2 separate regions of the Homo sapiens genome follow, and region 2 is linked to region 1. Evidence: chromatin loops called from intact Hi-C (ENCODE). Cell type or tissue: CD14-positive monocyte. All regions are shown on one strand. Each heading gives the region's core, and the rest is flanking DNA. Links, peaks and the distances in the headings are about the cores only.

What was found. Peaks named below come from ENCODE experiments on the same cell type or tissue, not always from the same donor. Only the 100,000 strongest peaks of a DNase experiment are listed, where the experiment ranks them.
Region 2: it touches region 1 in a loop (4-fold over the local background); 1 of 110 quality-filtered maps calls a loop at or near these places.

Annotation. Positions count from the first base shown.
Region 1 is chr6:36,957,602-36,969,710 of GRCh38, forward strand. PI16 (peptidase inhibitor 16) reads left to right here. Exons shown (of 7, transcript NM_153370.3): 2 at 1,544-1,765; 3 at 3,850-3,959; 4 at 4,285-4,373; 5 at 5,334-6,011; 6 at 6,222-6,361; 7 at 6,785-7,236. The coding sequence ends at 6,343. It overlaps MTCH1 (mitochondrial carrier 1), which reads right to left. Exons shown (of 12, transcript NM_001271641.2): 12 at 10,540-11,373. The coding sequence ends at 11,302. Among named protein-coding and RNA genes, the nearest start is that of PI16, 8.9 kb to the left of the region's middle. RefSeq lists enhancers at 1,040-1,541, 1,542-2,041, 5,419-6,044, 6,045-6,669. In CD14-positive monocyte, for the core only: no CTCF peak of the experiment used is centred there; a DNase peak (open chromatin) is centred at 5,510; H3K27ac peaks cover 627 bases; H3K27me3 peaks cover 926 bases.
Region 2 is chr6:37,233,778-37,245,886 of GRCh38, forward strand. All of the region lies in intron 1 of TMEM217B (transmembrane protein 217B), which reads right to left. The region is part of intron 1 of TMEM217 (transmembrane protein 217); the gene reads right to left. Among named protein-coding and RNA genes, the nearest start is that of TBC1D22B, 18 kb to the right of the region's middle. RefSeq lists an enhancer at 6,416-6,710. In CD14-positive monocyte, for the core only: no CTCF peak of the experiment used is centred there; DNase peaks (open chromatin) are centred at 6,504, 8,804 and 9,084; H3K27ac peaks cover 1,218 bases.

The DNA of each region.
Region 1 (12,109 bases), core at 1,771-9,770:
GGTGGGTGCTGAGAGTCTTACAAACTCCACAGGGGGCTCTGGATGACTGACTGAGAATCCTTAAGACCAAAGCAATGATGCTAATGGTGGGGCTCCAGATATCTAGTCAGAATGGAAATTACAGCCAGGCTCTGTAGGGGTAGACTGCTTTAAGAAGGGCCCTGTCTCAGTCATCAATAGTTGACAAGTATCTGTTGAGCACCTACTATGTGCCAGCACTGCGCCAGACACTGGGGATCCATCCATGCCCTACCGTGATGGCACTTACAGTCCAGCCCGGCACCTCGCAGGTGATCTCAGACACCCTGACCCTGGCCCCCAGCGCCCTGCCCCTTTCCCACTCCCAGTCTCCCACTGTTGCCAGAGTTGAGAGAATCTCAGGGGCCAGTGATTTGGGACAAAAATGTCCAGAGAGGGAAAGATACTCACCCAAGGTCACAGCTGTGGAGCTATCCCAGCCAGGTGCACCCATCCCCATGCCAGGCAGCGGCTCCTGAAAGCCTTGAGTGGGTGGGGAGTAGGTGTGGCCACACAGCCACCTCCCCTCAGGGTCACCCAAGCTCTTGGCGCTTTATGGGCTGTCTGGCTCCCAGAGCTGGCTGGGCCCTCATAGGGTGGAGCAAGAGCTGCCGCCAGGCCATGGATTTCCAGGAGAAGCCAAGGACAGCGTTTAATGGGATCCAGGTTTCCCCTCCTCAATCCTTTGGGTCGGATGCCTTGTTAATCCCTCTTCCCACCCACACTCGGCCTGTCCTCTCAGCCAGGGACACAATCGCAAAGGCCCCGAACCTAAAATTCCCCCTCTCACCATCTCACCTGAGGTCCCCACTGGAGAACACTGTCACTGGGGTCTGACAGTGGGTTACCAAGGCTCTGAAAGTAGGCCCCTTGGTGAGAGGCCTGTGACATTCAGTGTCACATAGAGACGCTTAATTTTCTTGGAGAAAGGGGGTTGCCGTTGACAAGGGTTGGGAGCAGTTAGGAACAGCACTGGGGCGGGAGCCTGCAGAGGGTAAAGGCATGGGGGCTGGGTGACCCAAGGGGAGGGTGGGGGCTTAGAGGGAGAGGAAGGTGCCGGCCCTCAAGTCAGGTTCATGGTTGAGGGGTAGGGAAATGGGCTGAATAAACAACCCAGCCCCTCAACATCGATCACACCGTGATCTTGTGCTCTTCAGAGAAGTTCAAGGAGGACTGGGAGGTAGGCAGGGGCATGTATGGCCACCTTTTTCACATGAGGCTTTTAATAATAACACTGTCACCAACACCACCTCATCCACTCTTCCCAGCCCTCTGAGGGTGCGGAAAGTTTAGACAATCCGTGCAGTCACACAGCTGGTGAATGGTCCAGCTCCACGGCCTGGGGTGGCATCCTTCACCGCCCCACAGACGCCCACCCAGAGCAGAGACCTGTTCTAGGCCATGCCCAAGAGTCACCCTGCTAAGGAGGTGCCGGAAGGATTTCCCCACGACCTCCTCGACCTTTTGCTTGGTCCCCACAGCATCTGTGGGCATCCTCACCTCCCTTCTCTCACCTGCCCTGCAGAGATGGGACGAGGAGCTGGCCGCCTTCGCCAAGGCCTACGCACGGCAGTGCGTGTGGGGCCACAACAAGGAGCGCGGGCGCCGCGGCGAGAATCTGTTCGCCATCACAGACGAGGGCATGGACGTGCCGCTGGCCATGGAGGAGTGGCACCACGAGCGTGAGCACTACAACCTCAGCGCCGCCACCTGCAGCCCAGGCCAGATGTGCGGCCACTACACGCAGGTGTGGGCCCGGCGGGCGAGGCGGGGCGGAGCCTCGCGGCGTGGGGGTGGGGCCACGTGCTCCCTGGGCGGGGCCACCTCTGCCTTCACCCCTCCTAAGCGTCCTCGCTGCAAGTAGGCGGGCTTCACTCCAAGCCCCCTCAGACACTTTGCAAATCTTGTCCTCTCACTGCAGCTAATACGCTGTCTAAGACTCTGACGGAGTCGGCTGCTCCTAGTCTGCTAGGCCAGGCGCCGTAGCTCACCCCTGTAATCCCAGCAATTTGGGAGGCCGAGCTGGGAGGATCGCTTAAGGCCAGGAGTTGGAGACCAGCCTGGGCAACATGGCGAGATCCCTGTCCCTACAAAAAAATACAAAAAACTTTGCTGGGCGCGGTGGCGCGCGCCAGCTGCTCTGGAGGCGGAGGTGGAAGGATCACTTCAGCCCAGGAGGTTGAGGCTGCAGTGAGTCGTGATCACACCACTACACTCCAGCCTGGGCGACAGAGGGAGGCCCTGTCTCAAAAAAAAAAAAAAAAAATTAAATAAATAAATAAATAAATAAAAAGGGGTGGGGACGGTGGGACATGTTAGGTGTCACAGAGCCAATTTTATGGACCATGGTTATTGTCCTAGGCCATACTGTACTGGGCTCCAAGTGATCCTGCCTCACTTCCCCCAGATAGTGCAGAGCTGTTTGCCCCAGCAGCAGATAGTCCCTTAACTTCTCTCTGTGGCTCTTTTGCATTTATTATGGTGTCTAATTTGCTACTTCTCATCTGCCAGGGACTAATAAAGCAAATTGACAATTTTGCTTAGTTTTTCTTTTGCATTTAACAATTATGCATAACGATGAAGAACAAATTGTGGCTGAATGAAAGGCTTCAGGGAGATTTCTGATAGAATTTCCTGCTCCCCAGTCACACTTTGCTCCTGTCTGGGTTCTCACTGCATTTTGAAAGTTTGGGCTTGCAGATAAGATGTGTGTGTGTGTGTGTGTGTGTGTGTGTGTGTGTGTGTAGGGGAATTAACATTAGTGTTACTGAATTATTTTTTCTCCTCCCAGTGCTTATGTGTTGTACAAATAATAACATGACAAACAAAAGAAAAGAAACCAACCATCTTCCCACCCACATCCACCAATTCCATTTCTCAGTGTCTCTTTTTCATGGTATTTTTAGTCTTCATCTTTAGGGAGGAAATCCCAGCAGCACCCACCCAGGTCAGAAAGTTGTGAGGGCCCAGCACCCTTCCTGGCCCTTTCCCTCTGGATCCTGCCACCCCTCCCTCTCCCTCCACCCCCCCCCTCCCTCTACCCCCACCCACTTGCTCCTGCAGGGATTGTTATCAGGACCCAGCAGGGAGTGAGTCAGCCCAGCTCCACCCCAGCTTTCTCTGGGGCTGAGGGTGCATGCACTCTGGAGTCGTTTCTGCCCAGAAGGTGCTCAACACGGGGAGACCTTCAGCTGATTTCAGCAGAGATTCCTGGGCAGATTGAACCTAGAACCAGCAAGGCAAGGCTGCTGGTCTCACCCCATGGCAGCACACAAATGTTGTTGGACTTTCTGTTTGATAAAGATAGAAGTCTTTCTAGCAGTTAAGAGACCCACACTGAGAAACAACCAGAACAGGTCCTGCTCACCTGTGATTTGGGGGAAGTTCCACTTCCAAAATGGCTCCTCCTGCTCCCCTCCTTGGACTTTTCTTGTTGCTGAGGTCTAAAATTCTACCATTTGAGATTCTTTCGTTTGGATATATCCTTCACTTAAAATGCAAGGGCCTCTAGGCCTTTTTTTCTAGCCCACAGAAAAAAATTAATGAGGGTATATCACAGTCCTGGAGCTGAGGGAAGGTTTTGAGAGGAAAAGAGACCTGGCAAAGTGGTATGTGTGGTTGGCAGAGGAGAGTAGACTGTTAGGGACAAACTCCCCCATCCCTCCCCCTGGTTAGAGTTTTGTCCTGAACCTGCATGGCCTTGGGGACGTGGATGTCACAGGCTATAGGGTGCCTCTTCTCTCCACTCCTGTAAGGCAGGTGTAGTGGGATGCCAGGAAGGCACCATGCCACCTCGCATGGGGCTGAGCTGCTAGGTTTGCCCTTCATCAGGTGGTATGGGCCAAGACAGAGAGGATCGGCTGTGGTTCCCACTTCTGTGAGAAGCTCCAGGGTGTTGAGGAGACCAACATCGAATTACTGGTGTGCAACTATGAGCCTCCGTGAGTGCCGGGGGGAACCCTGGAGATGGAGAGGGGGAAGGCACAGGCAGAGCCAAGGGGAGGGCAGAGTCGGCCACAGCCTGAGGGAGTGGGAGGAGAGGGGTCAGTCTGGAGCAATACTGTCCAGGGAGCTGTGAAGGCACCAATGGGGGTCTGCTGTCATCTGCCAGAGAGGGCCAGGAGGAGCCCAAGTTCGCCCAGCAAGTCAGTGGCTGGCAGTCAGGAGACCCAAGGGCATTTCCAGAGTAGGTGTGTGTATAGGAGTTGGGGAGAGGGTTGGGAGGGGTCGACCCCCTCCCCGCAGCATCCTCCTGACCTCCTGTAGGGGGAACGTGAAGGGGAAACGGCCCTACCAGGAGGGGACTCCGTGCTCCCAATGTCCCTCTGGCTACCACTGCAAGAACTCCCTCTGTGGTGAGTCCACGGGTGGATGGGTAGGGGCAGGGGGTGTGGAAATGATGCGATGCAGACTGGATGGTCTAAGAGCCTCCCTGGACTGAGCGGGACGTGGGCAGGGAAGGAGCCTGGTGGGATGCGACCACCGGGGGCCCCTGGCGGCTCCCTTAGCCCCCCACGCGCAGCCACTTTGGCGCCCTGTCGTTCCAAGTGGCCGGATTTCAACCCTTCAAAGGGAGGATGTTAGAAAGTCTGGCGGCTTCGGGGGGGCCCGCGCGAGGTGGGTGTCGCCACACTTTAGGGTCTCGAGGAGCGGGCTGGGGCCAGACCGGTGGGCGTGGTCAGAAGGCTTCAAACGGGCGAGGCCAGTCTTGCTGGGGGCGTGTGAGGGACCGCGATCCCGCTGGAGAAGTCCCCTGAAAAAGGGCAAGTACGAATGTAGAGAGACTTGGACCAGGAGGTGGCTAGAGGAGCAACTGTGTCAATCACCAGAAGTAACGTTTCTTTTCTTTTCTTTTTTCTTTTTCTTTTTTTTGACGGAGTTTTGCTCTTGTTGCCCAGGCTAGAGTGCAATGGCTCGATCTCGGCTCACCTGCAACCTCCGCCTCCCGGTTTGAAGCAATTCTCCTGCCTCAGCCTTCCGAGTAGCTGGGACTACAGGCACGCGCCACCACGCCTGGCTAATTTTGTATTTTTAGTAGAGATGGGGTTTCTCCATGTTGGTCAGGTTGGTCTCGAACTCCTGACCTCAGGTGATCCACCTGCCTCAGTCTCCCAAAGTGCTGGGATTACAGACGTGAGCCACCGCGCCCGGCTTGTAACTTTTATTTTCAATGAGGGGCATATCAGCTGGAGAAGTGTATGTGTGTGTTTGTGTGTCCTGGTAGGACATTTGGTCGCGTCACTTGGTTTGCAGTGCCATGAGAGATGTGGGGTCCTGCTTGCAGCACTCATGCCCGTTCTCGTCTGTCTTATCAGAACCCATCGGAAGCCCGGAAGATGCTCAGGATTTGCCTTACCTGGTAACTGAGGCCCCATCCTTCCGGGCGACTGAAGCATCAGACTCTAGGAAAATGGGTACTCCTTCTTCCCTAGCAACGGGGATTCCGGCTTTCTTGGTAACAGAGGTCTCAGGCTCCCTGGCAACCAAGGCTCTGCCTGCTGTGGAAACCCAGGCCCCAACTTCCTTAGCAACGAAAGACCCGCCCTCCATGGCAACAGAGGCTCCACCTTGCGTAACAACTGAGGTCCCTTCCATTTTGGCAGCTCACAGCCTGCCCTCCTTGGATGAGGAGCCAGTTACCTTCCCCAAATCGACCCATGTTCCTATCCCAAAATCAGCAGACAAAGTGACAGACAAAACAAAAGTGCCCTCTAGGAGCCCAGAGAACTCTCTGGACCCCAAGATGTCCCTGACAGGGGCAAGGGAACTCCTACCCCATGCCCAGGAGGAGGCTGAGGCTGAGGCTGAGTTGCCTCCTTCCAGTGAGGTCTTGGCCTCAGTTTTTCCAGCCCAGGACAAGCCAGGTGAGCTGCAGGCCACACTGGACCACACGGGGCACACCTCCTCCAAGTCCCTGCCCAATTTCCCCAATACCTCTGCCACCGCTAATGCCACGGGTGGGCGTGCCCTGGCTCTGCAGTCGTCCTTGCCAGGTAAGGCCCATAGCATCTGTCCCACTTTCCTCCTGGCTCTGGAATGTCAGTATCCTGCCCCAGCATAGGTGGTATGAGCATGGTGGGGCATGCACCCTCTGAGTAGGAGCTTCCTCCCTGGCTGCTGCCCCACCTCCTTGCATGGTGGGGTGGGCGGGACATCAGGCACAGCTGTCTCTAGGCTGAGGCAAAGCCTCTTTCTTCCCACAGGTGCAGAGGGCCCTGACAAGCCTAGCGTCGTGTCAGGGCTGAACTCGGGCCCTGGTCATGTGTGGGGCCCTCTCCTGGGACTACTGCTCCTGCCTCCTCTGGTGTTGGCTGGAATCTTCTGAAGGGGATACCACTCAAAGGCAAGGCCTGGTGAGGGGGGCCCTGGCCTCATACCCACCTGGATTGTCTTCCTCCAAGTGAGAGACCACAGCTTCCTGGGCAGGTCCTGCTCTGTGGCCCAGCAGCCCCCCTTCACCCCAACTTCTGGCCAGATTCCAGGCCAGCACTCTTGTCCTCCTGGGAGGCGTCTACAGGGCCAGCCCCTGGCACTGCCCCAGGAGTGCCTTGGCTCTGGGTAGGCCCATCCTTCAGCTGGCTGCAGACTGTTCTGAGCGGTATTTACATGTGCCCACTCTCAGGTTGTCCTGTGGCCATCAGCTTCTCTCCCAGACAGAGGATCTCAGGCTTCCCAGGAACCCCCGGGCCCCTCCCAGTCCCCTGGCCTCTTCCTTGAGCCATCTGAGTCCAGGACTGTTCCCCAGAAGTGCCTCTTGCCTTCTCAGGGTGAAGAGGTCAGCTGTCCTCCTGTCATCTTCCCCACCCTGTCCCCAGCCCCTAAACAAGATACTTCTTGGTTAAGGCCCTCCGGAAGGGAAAGGCTACGGGGCATGTGCCTCATCACACCATCCATCCTGGAGGCACAAGGCCTGGCTGGCTGCGAGCTCAGGAGGCCGCCTGAGGACTGCACACCGGGCCCACACCTCTCCTGCCCCTCCCTCCTGAGTCCTGGGGGTGGGAGGATTTGAGGGAGCTCACTGCCTACCTGGCCTGGGGCTGTCTGCCCACACAGCATGTGCGCTCTCCCTGAGTGCCTGTGTAGCTGGGGATGGGGATTCCTAGGGGCAGATGAAGGACAAGCCCCACTGGAGTGGGGTTCTTTGAGTGGGGGAGGCAGGGACGAGGGAAGGAAAGTAACTCCTGACTCTCCAATAAAAACCTGTCCAACCTGTGGCAACTATTCCTTCTCTTTCTCATCCCCCTCCTCTAAAACACTCCATTTAGTGTCTCCTCTTTGGGACCCACCCTTCATTTCCTTCCTATAACTCTCGCCTCCCCCTAATCACAGGTGGCAGGCAGGAAGGGGAAGAGCCAAAGGAAGGCCAAGGGTGCTGGGCTGACTCCCCCAGCTTCAGGAGTCACCAGTGGGGCCTAGGTAGGTTTGGAGCCCAGGATCAAAGCATGGCATGCGGCCTCTTCACGGGGGCGCTGCTATCCAGGCCTGTCTGGGACACAAGGTCAGAAATGTACATCAGGCAAGGCTCTGCCAGCCCCAGGTGCTTGGAAGAGTCCTAAGAAAGGGATCTGGAGTCCCAGACCCTCCCCAGGGGAGCAAAGCAGGACTGTCCAGAGGTGCTGAGGATCAGGAAAGCACACATATGCTGGGGTAGCAGTGGTGGATGACTGAGGGTGGCTTGGGTGGTAGGGAGGGGCAGAGCAAGTCTCCAGACCACCGCTGGAAGGTGAGCAGTCAAACAGGACACCACCCAAGTCAGGCCAGGGCTGGGAACCGACCTGTAACCAAGGAGGACACTCCCCTCTTTTACTTTCTTTTTTTTTTTTGAGATAGAGTTTTGCTTTGTCGCCCAGGCTGGAGTGAAGTGATCTCGGCTCACTGCAACCTCCGCCCACCGGGTTCAAGCGATTCTCCTGCCTCAGCCTCCCGAGTAGCTGGGATTATAGGCACCTGCCAACACGCCCAGCTAATTTTTGTATTTTTAGTAGAGACGGGGTTTGGTCAACAGGTGGTCTTGAACTCCTGACCTCAGGTGATCCACCGGCCTCAGCCTCCCAAAGTGCTAGGATTACGGGTGTGAGCCACCACGCCCGGTCTACTCTATGTTTTTTCCAGCTCTATTCAGATATAACTCACAACATAAAATTCACCCATTTAAAATATGCAACTCAACGGTTTTTACTATATTCACAAGGTTGTGTAAAACCGTCACAATTTTAGAACATTTTCATCACCCCAAAAAGAAACCCCATACCCATTAGCAGTCACTCCCTATTTCCCTCCAACCTCCCCAGCCCCAATCAACCACTAATCTATTTTCTATCTATATGGATTTGTCTATTCTTAACATCCATATAAATTCTTGACATATCATATATGTTATGGTCTTTTGTGACTGCTTCTTTCACTTAGCATATAAATATATATAATTTGTTTTAGACAGGATCTTGCTCTGACATCCAGGATTATAGCTCACTGCAGCCTCCAACTCCTGGGCTCAAGTGATTCTCCCATCTCAGCCTCTTGAGCAGCTGGGACTACAGGTGCATGCCACCATGTCCAGCTGATTTTTAAATTTTTTGTAGAGACCAGTTCTTACTATGTTGCCCAGGCTGGTCTTGAACTCCTGGCTTCAAGCTATCCTCCCAAAGGACTGAGATTATAGTTGTGAGTTGCTGCTCTCAGCCAACATACTTTCAAGGTTCATCCATGTCGTAGCATGAATCGGAACTTCATTCATTTTTATTGCCAAGTAATATTCCATTCTATGGAATATTCATTACATTCTATAGAACATTTCCATTTGTCATCGGACACTCAGGCTGTTTCCACTCCTGAGCTACTACGAATACTACTACTAAGCATTCATATACCAGTTTTTGTGTGAACGTTAAGTTTCCAATTATCTTGGGTATATACGTAAGGATATATATAAGGAGGTCCCCAAAGGCCTGTCAGAGGCCCTTTCAGCTTTGCCCATTGGATGAGGTTTCCCAGGACGGGAGGAGGAGGACACTCCTCCTGTCACCCCTCCCTTTGCCAGCAGCTGAGGTCTCCTCCTGCCCAATCCCACCCAATCTCCTTTCTCAGATGAGGACCCAGCATCCTAGTTTCCAGGACTAGTCGACAGGAAACACGCGAACTGCTAGGAGGGCAGATGGACAGGGTCTCACCCCCAAAGATCAAATGGTCTAGGAGCATTTCACACACACAAGAATTTGAATGAACTGAAAACTTCCTGTTTCATTAGATTAAAAACCTGTACTTTGCTCAGCCAATAACTGGGACACAGTATCAAGAGATTTTCATGCCATTTCTGGGTGTGGAAGATGGCCTGGGAAATGAAGTTGAAACCCCCAAATTCAGGAAGTTACTTGGGGGCAGCAGCAGCCCTCCCAGAGGTGACTGGCCAAGGCCACTAAAACCTTGCTCTCTACTCTGGGCAGCCTCTCTGAACTTCTGGGAGGAGCTCTTCAGATCTAGCTTAGCTCAGGCTCCAGAGATACAGGTGCCCCTCAATCTCGGGGGGCCTTAGGAACTAATCAATGCAAAAACAGGATCTGAGGCTGGAGCAACAGGAAGAAAAGATACCCCAGAACAGTGGTCAGTGCTGTGGGAAAGCACGCTGGGCTGGAGAAAGGCCACAGGGCAGACTCCCCTCTGAAGGGCCTGGGAACCCGAGGCCCTCCTTCTCTACAGGCCTGCCCTGCCCACCCCTGCATGTGTTCTTCCCACTACCTTAGCCCTCTTGGGTGTTTCCCTAGGAAAGTTAATATGGGTGACAAAGTTATGAGACCTTAGTGGCCTCAACCAGTGTAGTTACATAATACCCACACAGGCACACTTCTGCGTTCCTGGGAAACAAGGACATGTGAGGTGAAACTGCCTGTGAGTCCACTGTTACTAGGCCACTGGGAACACCCACTTGTGCACAAGCAACACAGGGGCCTTCCCTTTGGCGGGGGTGACTCAGCCCCTACCTGTGGAGGGAAATATGACCAAACCCACCAGACCCCAACTCTCACAAGCCAGGTCACCTCGAGCAAGGGCAGAGAAATACCTGGGGGAACCCAGCTGAGTCTCAAAATATTTGTAAGTTTTGTCTGCTTACAGACTCCAGTGCTGGGCAAAAACCATTTGATGGAAGGGAGGTCTGCCCGTTCTGATGTAACCATGGCCACTACACCAAGTGACTCTTCGTAAAACTTGAAGCTACGTTATCCTCAAATGGTGCTGAGATATGACAGTAAGGGGTGTGAGTGGAACACTTTCTGAAAGGCCTGTCTCCCTGGCAACAGACCTGCACACTGATTGCTGCTGTGGAAACTGACACCCCAGCCTCATCACCCAGTGTCTCCCTGGAGACTGAGCTACACCAAGCTCTGGTACCTACATCTCCAATCTGGCAGCCCCCTGCCCTGCCTCTTTACAGCCCCTTCTCACACCAACAGGAAGGACTTGGAAAGATAGACTCTATAGATAGATTTTTAAACTTACAAAAATAAGAGACGCCCCACAAAAAACTCCAAATCACCAATACATTTATTTGCGGGAGATGAGGTCAAATCTTACCATGAACTTTAAAACTGGGTAGGACTAGAGACACTGATCTGCCCAACCTCTGGGTATTCACAACTGCACAGGTAACCAGATCCTGTACGCGAGGCATCACCATTAAACAGATGAGCATTAGATGAGGAGGACACATTCTGAGTAGTTGCATGATTTCCCATTCAGAGGCAGGTGCTGCCCTCATATCAGAAAAGTAGTGTTGAGAAAAACACAGGCAGAGCCTGGCCATTTGCCTCCTAGCATAGGCCTAGACATGATGGTGGCCACGTGCCAGGGGACCACACCCTATGTACAAAGCAGGAGAATGATGCTCCCAGCTGAGCTGCAGGATGGGCGCTGGGCTGACTGGAGGGGTAGACGGGGTGGGGTCTGACCCCATTAGCCTTTCCCCATCCAACCTGGGCCCCCATAAGCCATTCTCTGGCCCTCTGCACAAGACAGACTCAGCAAATCTGCGAGGTATGGGGATTCTGCCAACTCCCCACCTCGCCTCACCTTCCCTAGGTCTGCCGGGTGACCCAATCCACTGGGTGCAGCCCCACCCCCGCTCAACCCCACATCTGGACAGACACATGGCAAATATGGAACTGAAGCCCGGCTGGGCTGGAGCACATCTGGTTGTTGTTGGGTTGGAGTCGTCTTGCAGGTGTCCCAAGGTGGTCAGGCCTCACCCACGGTGGCCAGGTTGAGACCGTGTTTTTTAGATGATTCAGGTTACTCCAGGGCAAAGCATGATCCTGATGACACCCGGCGGAAAAGCAGGCTGGAGCCTCGGAAGAGCTGGCCCTGGACCAGAAGGAAAAGTAAGGTGAGTGAAAGGGAGGCCACGCTTCCTTGTCCCTCCGAGAGGAAGGCCAGTGTCAGGCAAAGAAGGGTCCAGGAGCTCAAAGACCCAGCTCCGGGGTGGACGGCCTCGGCCTACATCCCTGGAGGGCAGAATCTGCCTGTGTTGAAGCAGAAGGGAGCGGTTCATTTCCTGCCCAGGGGTGTCTTTGGGGCTACTCTGTAGGAGAGCCCTAGAGAGGAGGCTCATTGCCCCTCTTGCTTCAGAGCCCAAGTGGTCTAGGACTCTTTCAGTGCTCATAGGGAGGACGAGACACACTCACGCTGACCAGGGCCACTGGGAAGAACTGCGGCTCTCCTCCCTGCTTCCCTCCCATCTGTCCTCTTCTCAGCCTCGAGGCCACTCAGAGTTCTGGCTCCCTCCGGGCCACTGCCCCATTTCACTGCGAGGCAAATCAAGGCCAGGAAAAGGCAAGGTTCTGCCCTCGGCCAAAGCCTGGACCCCTGACTGCTGGGCCCAAGAGCTCCAGCTACGGAGAGGTAGCTTCGGTACAGAACACGAGAACCCAAGGTTGGTACTGCTGCCAGTTCCCCACGTGGCCCAGCCCCACCCACAGGCTCTCCTGGGCCCAGGAATGTCCTGCAGGAGGGAGGAGTCGGTTTCCAATGCCAGCCGCCCTAACAACCCAGGAACTCAGCTCAACTGGTTACAGACCTCGAATTTTCAGCCCATGTTACT
Region 2 (12,109 bases), core at 2,564-10,563, 280 kb after region 1:
GTTACTAACTAACTAACTAACTAAGTCCCTAACTAACTTAAGTCGATGGTTCGACTTAAATTTTTTCCACTTTACAATGGTGCAAAAGTGATATGCATTCAGTAAAAACAATACTTGGAGTACCCATACAGCCATTCTGATTTTCACTTTCAGTATAGTAATGCAATAAATTACATGAGATATTCAACACTTTATTATAAAATAGTCTTTGTATTTTTTTATTAGATGATTTTGCCCAACAGTAGGCTAATGTAAGTGTTCTTAGCACATTTAAGGTAGGCTAGGCTAAGTTATGATGTTTGGTAGGTTAGGTGTATTAAATGCCTTTTTTTTTTTTTTTTTGAGATAGTCTTGCTCTGTCACCCAGGATGGAGTGCAGTGGTGTGATCTTGGCTCACTGCAACCTCTGTCTCCCAGATTTGAATGATTCTCCTGCCTCAGCCTCCCAAGTAGCTGGGATTACAGGCATGCGCCACCACACCCAGCTAACTTTTGTATTTTTAGTCGAGGTGGGGTTTCTCCATGTTGGCCAGGCTGGTCTCGAACTCCTGACCTCAGATGATCCTCCTGCCTTGGCCTCCCAAAGTGCTGAAACTACAGGCGTGAGCCACCACGCCTTGCCACTTAGATGCATTTTTGACTTAACAATATTTTCAACTTATGGGTTTATTGGGACATAACCTCATCGTAAGTTGAGGAGTACCTGTGCTTATGAAGTTGTAATCTTGATATAGCCACTAGTGATGATACAGTTAAGAGTTTGGGAGGAATGGCAGTGAGTGTGTGTGTAGAGGATAAGAAGTCCACATCTGGCCAGATGTGGTGGCTTGTGTTTGTAGTCCCAGCTACTCAGGAGTCTGAGGCAAGAGAATTACTTGAACCTAGGAGGCAGAGGTTGCACTGAGCCGAGATGGTGCCACTGCACTCCAGCCTAGGCGACAGAGTGAGACTCCATCTCAAAAAAAAGAAAATAAAATAAATATCGGTATACACATGTAATTTTGAGATAAAGAGATAAATAGGAGGGGAAATAGAAGAACTGAAAGTGGTTACCTGTGAAAAGTATGAATAGGGATAGGGAAGGAAGAAAAGAGAAATGCTGGTTTTATTATAAGGTTTACATATTAATATTACACACCCATGCACAATTTTAATAAAAATAAATTTATGAAAATATAATTATTTCATGAATTCCTAATAAACCCAGATCATTAAATAAATCCCACTGGCTACCCTTATGCTGGTGTGGCTTTTTAAAAAACACAGTATCTTCTTAACTGCAAAATGGTTAAAGCTGGCAATGTGGAAGGACAGCTGGATAACTCTGTCATAGTCTAAACCATGAGCTAAAAACATTATCATGAGAAGTAGCTGGGGATAGAACAAAGCTTTTTTTACTTGTGAAAATTTCTGGAAATGATATATTACTTCAAATACTACACAATTGGAAGTGATTCCAATTCCATCTTGGAATGTTGGCAACATTTTAAATTGTTTTAAATTAAAGATATCTGTCTTAGACCATTTATGCTGCTATAACAGAACACCACAGACTGGGTAATATATAAAGAATACAAATGTATTTCTTTTATTATTATTTTTTTTTGAGACAGAGTCTTGCTCTGTCGCCCAGGCTAGAGTGCAGTGGTGCCATCTCGGCTCACTGCAAGCTCCGCCTCCCAGGTTCACGCCATTCTCCTGCCTCAGCCTCCTGAGTAGCTGGGACTACAGGCACCCGCCACCACGCCTGGCTAATTTTTTCTATTTTTTAGTAGAGATGGGGTTTCACCATGTTAGCCAGGATGGTCTCGATCTCCTGACCTTGTGATCCGTCCACCTTGGCCTCCCAAAGTGCTGGGATTACAGGCGTGAGCCACCACGCCTGGCCTAATGTATTTCTTATGGTTCTGGAGGCTGGAAAGTCCAAGATCAAGGCACTGGCATTAGTGTCTGGTGAGGACTGCTCTCTGCTTCCAAGATGACGCCTTGTTGCTGTGTCCTCACAGGGAGGAAAGTAGAAGGGCAAGGGGACCTAAACTAGTTCCCTCTAGTCCTTTTATAAAGCACTAACCCATTTTGAAGGAACCCTCATGACTTAATCCCTTCCCCAAAGTCCCTATCTCTTAATACCACCACTATGGGGATTAAGTTTCAACACATGAATTTTGGAGGGGTCAAACACATTCAAACCACAGCAATATCTTTATGTAGAGTTTAAAATATTCATACTAGAAAAATAAAGCTAGATAAATAAAAAATCATTACCATAACAAAACATTGTAAAATAAAGCTGATTTTTATCCTTTCATCCCACTTTAACATCATCGTGTTTGAACTGAAAAAAGTGTGTAGTGTTTATTTTATTTTTAATTTAAAAACAATTTAAAAAAACAGAGACATGGTCTCACTATGTTGCCCAGGCTGGTCTTGAACTCCTGGGCTCAAGTGATTCTCCCACCTCTGCCTCCCACGAGTGCTAGGATTACAGGCATGAGCCACTGTGCCTGGCCATTTATTTTTAAATACTCTTTGTTTTTTAGGCCCTGAACTAAGCATTTATCATTTGCCAATCTGCAGCTCAGTTTAACCCTTTCTGAGTGGGTTATTTTTAGAGTATGAGCATGTGTATTTTTTTGGTGGTAGCATTGCCCTCCCAGGTTCAATCCTGGGGTGGGAGAGTAAGCTAATTAGTTGTGTTCTGAGTAACCAAGGATATCCTGAAAATGCAAGGGAATAATAGGCCATTATAGGGAGGGTATCAAGGTTGAGATCCGCAAATTTGCAAGTCAAATGCCCAGGCTTCAATCTTGGCTTCACCATTTACTGTGAATTTATTCTCTCCAAGTCTCAGTTTGCTCATCTTTAAATTGGATGTGCCAGTACTATTTTTTTTTTTACTAATTTTATTAATTTCTATAACAAATTACCCCAAAACTTAGTAGCATAAGATAACCATTTATTATGTGAATGGATTCTGTGGGTGAGGACTTCAGACAGAGCACAGTTAGCTTAATTTTGTACATTGTGGGGAATTTAGACAGGGCATGTCCAGGATGACTTGCTACTTCTCCTCAAACTTTGTAGCCTCTCCTAGAAGACTCACTCAGATGCCTGGCGATTGCTCTTGGCTGTCAGTTGGAGGCCTCAGTGCCCATCCATGTGGGCTTCTCCATGGTCTCTCTGTGTGGGCTCCTTTGGGCTCCTTCACAGCCTGATGACTGGCTTCTCCAGAATGAGTGTCCCAAAAAGAGCAAGCCAGATGGAAGCTGTATCACCTTTTCTTATTCTAGCCTCAGAAGTCCCATAGCAACACGTTTCCTGGACACTATTCTTTAGAAGTGAGTCACCAAGGCCATATTCAAGGGGAGAGGAATTAGATTCTACCTTTTGTGGGAGAAGTGTTAAAGAATTTGCCAAGATGTAGGGACTTCTGAGTATCTGAGTGTTCACAATCAAAGTTCCCGCATTTGCCAGGTTGCCCAGGGAAACAAAAGTCATCATGACAAGAAAATATTCACAAGTGAATTGACATTCTCTGCCTCCCTCAGTCCTGCAACATTCCTCCTTGCTGAAATGAAGGGCTCTCTGTGTGCACCAAGACCCCATCAAGTCAAAATCTTTATTGGTCAGCCTCTCTCTGGTAGCCCACTGTAAATATCTGACAACACACAACACAAGGCAAGTCGTTTGCAAGAAATTATTGCAAGTCTTGCAGAAGATTCAGGACTTCATGCAGACATTAAAAAGGATATTGGAAAACTGCTAGAATCATATGCAAAGCTTGAATGTAACAGAATTAGACCAGTTAATAACCAGAAAAGAGAAAATCAATAAGAATGTTATAGGCACTTCAGTAAAGAATGGTTTCAGGATGAATAAACTGCTACATATTTGCACAATGGGAGTGTTAAACAGGAGTCAAAAGGAACAACTGTAGCAACATACAACAATATGGTAGAATCTTAACAATGTAATATCAAGTGAAAAAAGTACTAAAGACATACAGTTAAAAACAACCATCTTTCTCTATATATATACACACACACTACACACACATATTTTTAGGACTTTATATAGATGCAAGAAAACTCTAAAACTGTATGAAAAGCAAAGTGAAGGATAATGAGCTCAGAATTCTGGATGATGATCACCTTGGCCAGGGGAGGAAGTAAAATGTGTTGGGGGTACCATACAGCCAGATGCAAATTGCTGACCAGACACTAATTTTATTTTGGACAGGGGATTTGAAGGTGTCTATATATTATTTACAATAACTAATATTTAAAAAGTAAACAAAAGAGAGCCATGCATGGACCAATGAGGGTATGTCATGAACCAGGGATTATGATCAATCTAATTGTATGTATATAAAGTAGAATTAAAAACACTGAAAAAAAAAAACCAAGGATAGTAACATTTACCTCACAAAATTGCTGTGAAGATTAAATGAGTTAACATATTTAAAACATTCAGAACAGTTCCTGGCACATAGTAAGCACTTACACAATATAATTATGTAAGTATTTTTGTTATCATTATTTTTACTTTATGCCAAGGAGTAGCTACTATTTATTATGCATATAAAACTACTATTTATTAAGCTGTGTTGTAGCAGACACCGTTAGCTTCCTTCCCAATACCTATTTCCACCTTCTTTGCTACCAGAAGTCTGCTTTCTCTCAGGATGGCAATGAGCCCAGACCCAGGCAAAATATGTGCTTTTCCAGGTTTTTGCTTGTATCCAGGGTGTTCATGGCACACAGTTCTAGCAAATGACATATAAGCAGAAACCTGCTGGAAGATCTAGGAAGACTTTTGCCTTTCCTGGTAAGAGAAGATGATGTGGCTGGCACCATTCTCACTTCTTCCTTTTTCTTGCCTTGAATGTGGTGTGATGCCTGCAGCCTCAGCAGCTATTTTGTTACTGAAGCAACAAGCATGAAGACAAAAACAAGTAGGCTAAGGATGCCAACATGAAAGGGAGAGACTTACTTTTTACATTTTATTGGTTACTCTTGAGGTTGAGTATTCTTCTAAGTATTGATATATGATTTTAAAAAATCTATGTCTAGGCTGGGCATGGTGGCTCACGCCTGTAATCCCAGCAGTTTAGGAGGCCAAGGCAGGCAGATCACCTGAAGTCAGGAGTTCAAGACCAGCCAGCCAACAGGGTGAAACCCTGTCTCTACTAAAAATACAAAAATTAGCCAGGCATGTTGGCACATGCCTGTAATCCCAGCTACTAGGGAGGCTGAGGCATGAGAATCACTTGAACCTAAGAGGTGGAGAGGTTGCAGTGAGCCGAGATCATGCCACTGCACTCCAGCCTGGGTGACACAGACTCTGTCTCCAAAACAAAAACAAAAGCCGTATGTCTAAATAAGTATTAAAAATTATTTTGATAAGCATACAATAAAAATTCAGTCATGGGCTGGGCACAGTGGCTCATGCCTATAATTCCAGCAGTTTGGGAGGCCAAGGTGGGCATATCACTTGAGCCCAGGAGTTTGAGACTAGCCTGGGCAAGATGGCAAAAACCCATCTCTACAAAACATACAAAAATTAGCTGGGCTTGGTGGCCACGCCTGTAGTCCCAGCTACTTGGGAGGACTGCTTGAGCCCAGGAGGCCGAGGCTGCAGTGAACCATGATCGTGCCACTGAACTCCAGTCTGGGTGACAGAGCAAGACTCTGTCTTAAAAAATAAATAAATAAATAAATAAATAAATAAGTAAATAAAATTCTAAGATATGAGAAAGCATTGAAGCATAGTGTAATTAATGATATTTGTATTTCAGTGGTACCTAAGATAATGATGCATTTTGCAGTTGACGGCACCTTAGATTTACTCAATCATGGTAAGAACTTTTTATTTTCAATTGCTCTCATCAAGTTGACTTGTGATCTCAGTAGAATATGTTGCTGCCAACTCATTTCAGATGGATCTCTTGCAACACTGGGTTAGGGAGGAAAATAACAATGACAACGAACACATTATAAAGCTTTAGAGCCTAATTCATCTATATCGGTTAAGATCCTCCCCTTAAATAGGAGGATCACTTAAGCCCAGGGGTTTCAGACCAGCCTGGGCAACATGGTGAGACCCCAGCTCATTAAAAAAAAAAAAAAAGAAGAATGCATTTGGCTGCAAGGAACAGAGACTCAAACAATAGTAGTTTAAACAACTAGAAATTTATTTTCTTCTTCTAACAGGAAATCTGGCAGTGGCAGCCTAGCACTTGGTCAGTAGCCTCTGGGTAATGTGTCTGGGTGGCTAAGAAGAGGCGAGACAGAAAACTGCTGGGACTTTTTAAAGCCTTTAAGTATGTGTGACTGTTTTGCCCTCTGAACTCTTGTATTAGTCACTATTGCTCTGTAACAAATTACCTCAAACCTTAGACACTTATGATATAAAACATTTATTATCTCATAATTTCCATGAGTCAGGAATCCAAGAGTAGCGTAGGTGGGTGGTTCTGGTTCAAGGTTTCTCACAGGGCTGCTGTCAAGCTGTTGGCCTGGGCTGGGGGCCATCTAAAGGCTCTACTTGTGGGAGGGAAGTTTCATCCAAGCTCGCTCTCTCTGACTGTTGGCAGGAAGCCACAGTTCTTTCTTGGCTGTTGGCCAGAGAACTCAGTTCCTCACCTCCTGGGCCTTTCTATAGTCCACTTGAATTTCCTCATGACATGGCCACTGGCTTCCCCCAGAGTAAGTGATGAGAGAGAGAGAGAGAGAGACCAAAATGGAAGCTGCACTGTCTTAGTAATCTCAGAAGTGATATCCATCACTTCAGCTATTTAATTGGTCACACTCACTGACCCTGCAGGGGACTATGGGGAGAGGACAACATAAGGGTGTAAATACCAGGAGGCCAGGATTATTGAGGCAAACTTGAGGCCGGCTATCACATCTCTATGTATGTATACATGTATGTGTGTGTATTTGAGAAACATGATTAATTTAAAACAGAAAAATAAATTTAAAAAAAGACATAAAAACAAAACATCAAATGGTTGTTACTAATTCACTCTTCCATCAAAAATATATGTACCTATCTGTTTTAGCACACATTTGCTATCATTTGGTATTACTATTTTAAGATTCTATTTTGATTTATTCTCTTCATTTAACCTAGTAGTAGGTGAAAATATTTTAATTTTTGTATCTTATTGATTATTCCTAAGGTTGAACATTTATGAAGTATTTGTTAACCAGTTTTACTGACCTTTTTGCAAGTTATGTCTTTACTTAATATATTAATGTATCAGGATATTAGCATTTTTTCAATGTGCATGAGTTCTATATATAATAAAAGTATTACTCTTTTTTTTTTTTTTTTTGAGACAGGGTCTTGCTCTGTCTCCCAGGCTGGAGTGTAGTGGCACAATCTTGGCTCACTGCACCTTTGACCTCCTGGGCCCCAGTCTCCCAAGTAGTTAGAACTACAGCTGCGTGACACCATACCTGGTTAATTTTTTTTTTTTAGAAACGGGGTCTCACTATGTTGCCCAGGCTAAAGGTGTTACTCTTTGTCAAAGAAAAAAAAGGTGGCTGTCTACGTGGTGGGGAATATGAAGACCCTTCACTCCTCAGCGGCAGAGCTCCAAGGAGGGAAGCAGGACCTCAAAAGCGACATCTCAGCATTGTACCTGGAGAGGGGACTGGACCCTGAGCACTAGGGATTCTGTCTTCCCTCCTCCAACCTCAGTAAGGATTCCTACAACTCATGTGCGGCTAGAAGCAGGTGCTGGCAGGATCCAAGGTCCCCATTCTTGGGCTGGCATGAGGCAGCTGTCAGCACCCCCAGTGATGCTACAGGTTTTCTGTTCCAGGTTCTACATCTGGATTCTGGGTCATCCCTGGGAGCCAGAGGGATCCCCAGTGATAAGAGAGATTGAATTTTTTTCTAGTCTGGCAATATCCAGGCCAATTTAATTAGATTTTTAAAATACAAATGGACATTTTGTATATATATAAGCTTGAATTCTTAGAGACATACATTCTATATTTTCTTATTTAAAACTCCATTAACTTTTTAAAAAAGTTATTGAGATAATTTATGACCTCTTCTCACTCCTTTTCCTTGGCTTTGTATGTAACCGTGTAAATTTGCACTGTAACTAAACACTAACACAAGAGATGGCTTTATCGCGTTGTCTTTATTTTCAAAAAGTAATATGAAGTCTGTTTTGGCCTGCTTCCTCAGGGAGTTAGGGAAAAATTCGATCTCAATTTTTTTTTTTTTTTTTTTGCCTGCTCTTTCCCTGCCCCTTGATGGAGTCACATAGAACCCCCTGAGTTCACCCAATCTTGGAATCTGAGGGAAGAGTTCTAGACTTCAAGACAGTGTGGTCACTGTGAAGGGCTTGATGTCCAGACTTCAGTGGTCCCACTGCTCATAGCCCTGGAGACTATGGCTTAGAGCTCAGTCCCCAGCCAAGTGTCCACTCAGCTAACCCATCAAACATTCTGCCACTCTGGGGTCTGGGAGAGAGTCAAACACAGGCCCCCACGGTGGGCAGAACCTGTACCTCTCTATTCCCCCCAAGGGAAGGAAATTCCACATGCTGTAGAAAGCTGGGAACCATTCTATTCACCCTCAACTTTTCAAATCAGCACTCCCTACTCATCCATATCATCTAGATCTTTTCTTTGCCTTTAAGAGCCTAGATTTTCCAAAACAAAAGTTCTTTAACTCTCTGAGTGGGGAAGAGATGGGCAGTCTTCTTAAGCCTACAAAGAGAAAAGCCTGTCATGCTTTGGTGGTGAATCAGCTGACAAACAGGGAAACCAGCCCCAGCTTGGAATGAGGTAATTCTGACAGTAAATCACACTACTTCATACAAAGCCCTCATGATCTGACTGGGACCCAACTTTCCAGGGGTATTGCTAAGCATTCCTTCTCATGTATCTAATACTCCCACTTCCTCAAATATTTTTTCTCCCCTTCTTCACCTGCTCATCTCTCAAGGTATTCAGATCCTTAAAAAGGTGTCAGGGCTCTAGGTTGGCATCTGTAATTCCTTTGGCCTTACTTTTGTGGTCATAAGCTGACTGCCCCAGTGACTCACACCAGTATCCCAGGCAGGAGTGTGCCAGTAAGCTCTCTTCCATGTTTGTCTCTTTCATAGGAAGTAAAACATTTCCCAGAAAACCCCTAGCAGTCTTCTTCTCATGGCTCATTGGTCAGAACTGGGTCACATGGCACATGTAGCTGCAGGAGAGGCTGGGAAAGCAAGTTTCTGGCAAAGTTGAATGGGATCGCCATAACTTGTTTAGGTAAATTATGATTTATGCCCACACTGTGAACACAGTTGCCCTGCCCCTACAAAAAAAAGAGCCCCCTTAAAAAAGAATATGGAAGGAAATAACTAATAAAGTCCACCACGGAGATGTTGTCCCATTAATTATTCCATCTTCTTTAATTTGGCAAGGGCTATTACTCTCTGTTTGCCCCTTCTTCCACTCTGAAACAGGGCGTTTAGTTATAAATTCGGTTGGCCAGAATAAGGTTTACGTTTTCCAGCTTTCTGTGCAGCTGAGTGTGGTCATGTGACCAAGTCCTGAGAATGGATTGAAAGGGGGAAAAAAATGGAGGAAACCACCAGGTATTGAAGAGAAAGGTCATGTTCTCCCTGTCCTTCTTCCCAGTGTAATTGCCCAGTGGGTTCTTCCTGCCTGCTACACAGACAAAACCAATTCACTGAGACCATGACACTGCAGTAAAGAAAGAGTTTAATTGATATGAGGCTGGCCATATCATATGGGATATGGAGTTATTACTCAAATCAATCTCCCCAAAGGCTCAGAGGTTAGGGTTTTGTTTTGTTTTGTTTTTTGAGACAGAGTTTCTCTCTTGTTGCCCAGGCTGGAGTGCAATGGCATGATCTCGGCTCACTGCAACCTCCGCCTCCTGGGTTCAAGCGATTCTCCTGCCTCAGCATCCCAACTAGCTGGGATTACAGGCATGCACCACCACACCTGGCTAGGGTTTTTCGAGGATAGTTTGGTGAGCAGAGGACTAGGGAATGGGTGGTGCTGACTGGTGGGGAATGCCATCATAAGGATGTGGAAAACTCCTTGTGTGCTGAGTCTGCCTCTGGATGGGGGGGTGCACAGGACCGGTTCAGTCAGGAGCCAGGAGCCCACATGGAGTCAGCCAGTCCTCAGAAATGCAAGTCTGAAAAGACGTCTCAAAAGGCCAATCTTAGGTTCTACAGTAGTGATGTTATCTACAGGGGAACTGGGGAAGTTACAAATTTTGTGACCTCTGGAACAGTGGCTGGTTATCATTTAACTCCACCTACATTTTAGTAGAACTCAGGCCCCTCTCATAATCCTAACCTTGTGGACTTTTATTAGTTTTACAAAGGTGGTTTAGTTTTGGGAAGGGCTATTGTCATCTTTGCTTTAAGGTTAAAATGTAAACTAAATTCTTTCCAAAGTTTGGCTTATGCATAGGAATGAACAAGGAGAATCTGGAGGTTAGAAGCAAGAAGGAGTCAACTGTGTCAGATTTCTCTTACTGTCGTAGTTTTGCAAAGGCAGTTTCACCAGAGGCTGAAACCCCTATGGGAGAAAAACTGTAAACTTCTTTCACATGAGGGAGAAAAACCGTAAACTTCTATTGTGTCTAAAGCACTATTATTTTCCAGCTACACTTATAGCCTAACAAATACAACTGCCTCCAATCCTTGGCCTATAAACATGTTGAAGTCTCGTCTACCTCAACTTCTCCCTTGACCCCATGTTTCTCTCTAATTTACTTTCAGTCTTTCTCTGTGTAAGTCAGAGCAAGCAACAAGTGCCAACTCTTGGCTGATTTAAGCAGAAAAACCATGGCTCATAGACTTGTGGAGAAATCTGGAGAATCATATGTGTGTTGGCCGTATATTGTCACAATAACATCACATAAACAACCATAAAACCACAATGGCATGTAACAATGGACATGTATTTAATACACAAGTTTGTGAGGTTCAGTTTATCTGGGGCTGGGCTGGGCTGAGCTGAGCTGATCTCAGCTGGACTCGCTCAAGTGTCTGAGGTCAACTGTTGGTTGGCCAGGCAATTTTGTTGATTTTGGCTCAGCTAATTCATACGTCAAAGGCTCAACTGGCTGTTGGCTGAACTAGGATGGCCTCAGCTGGGATAACTTAGGGAGACTTGGCCTAGTTCCACATGTTTTTCATCATCCAGCAGGCTAGCCTAGACATGTTCTCATGGCAATGGCAGAGAGCAACAGTGACAGCAAGCCAATCACACAAGTGCTTTGCAAGCCATGGCTTGGGTAATGTTTACTAACATCCCATTGACCAAAGTAAGTCAAAAGGGTGAGCCCAGTCAGAATGAGGAAGTCCAACAAGATGAGATCCTCCAGTGAAGAATTAAGATCGTGAATGCAACCAATCTACCATACTATGTTCAGAGGTTTTTCCTTACAGGGCGGTAGGTAGCCCCAACATCATAACACAGAGCTGGGTCACTGAAGACACTGCCACTGCTGCTAATGAGCATTTGACTCCATAGGTACACTGAGAGGCTCAGCACCAGATCCTGAATGTTGCTGTTGCCACAGCTATTCTCCCAAACTGGGGGTTGCTGCCATGCTGGCATTGCCCATTAGTGGAATGGATTCTGTGCTGCTTCTGCTTCTTTGCATCACAAACTCCTCCCGATTCGAAGTCTAGAGTGGGTGCATTTTATTAGCAGAGCCCACAACATGTGCCATGACTTAGTTCACAGGAAGGTTGGGAAAATAAGTAGCTGGCATTTTCAGCTATAATACTAGGAGGTGGGCTCTGCTTCCCAATGAGTTTCATAGAGTGGGAAATTCTCCGTATGTGGGAAAGGGATTTATATCATGGGCAGCAAAAACACCAACACAGAACAACAGTGACAATAAGGAAGAGGAGGAGCAGGAGGAGGAGGAGGAGGAAGAGCAGGAGGAGGACGAGGAGGAGGAGGAGATGGAGGAGGAGATCTACTAGCCTCTCATTTTCTTTTCTTTTCTTTCTTTCTTTCTTTCTTTTTTTTTTTTGAGAGGGAGTTTTGCTCTTGTTGCCCAGGCTGGAGTGCAATGGCGCAATTTTGGCTCACCGCAACCTCTG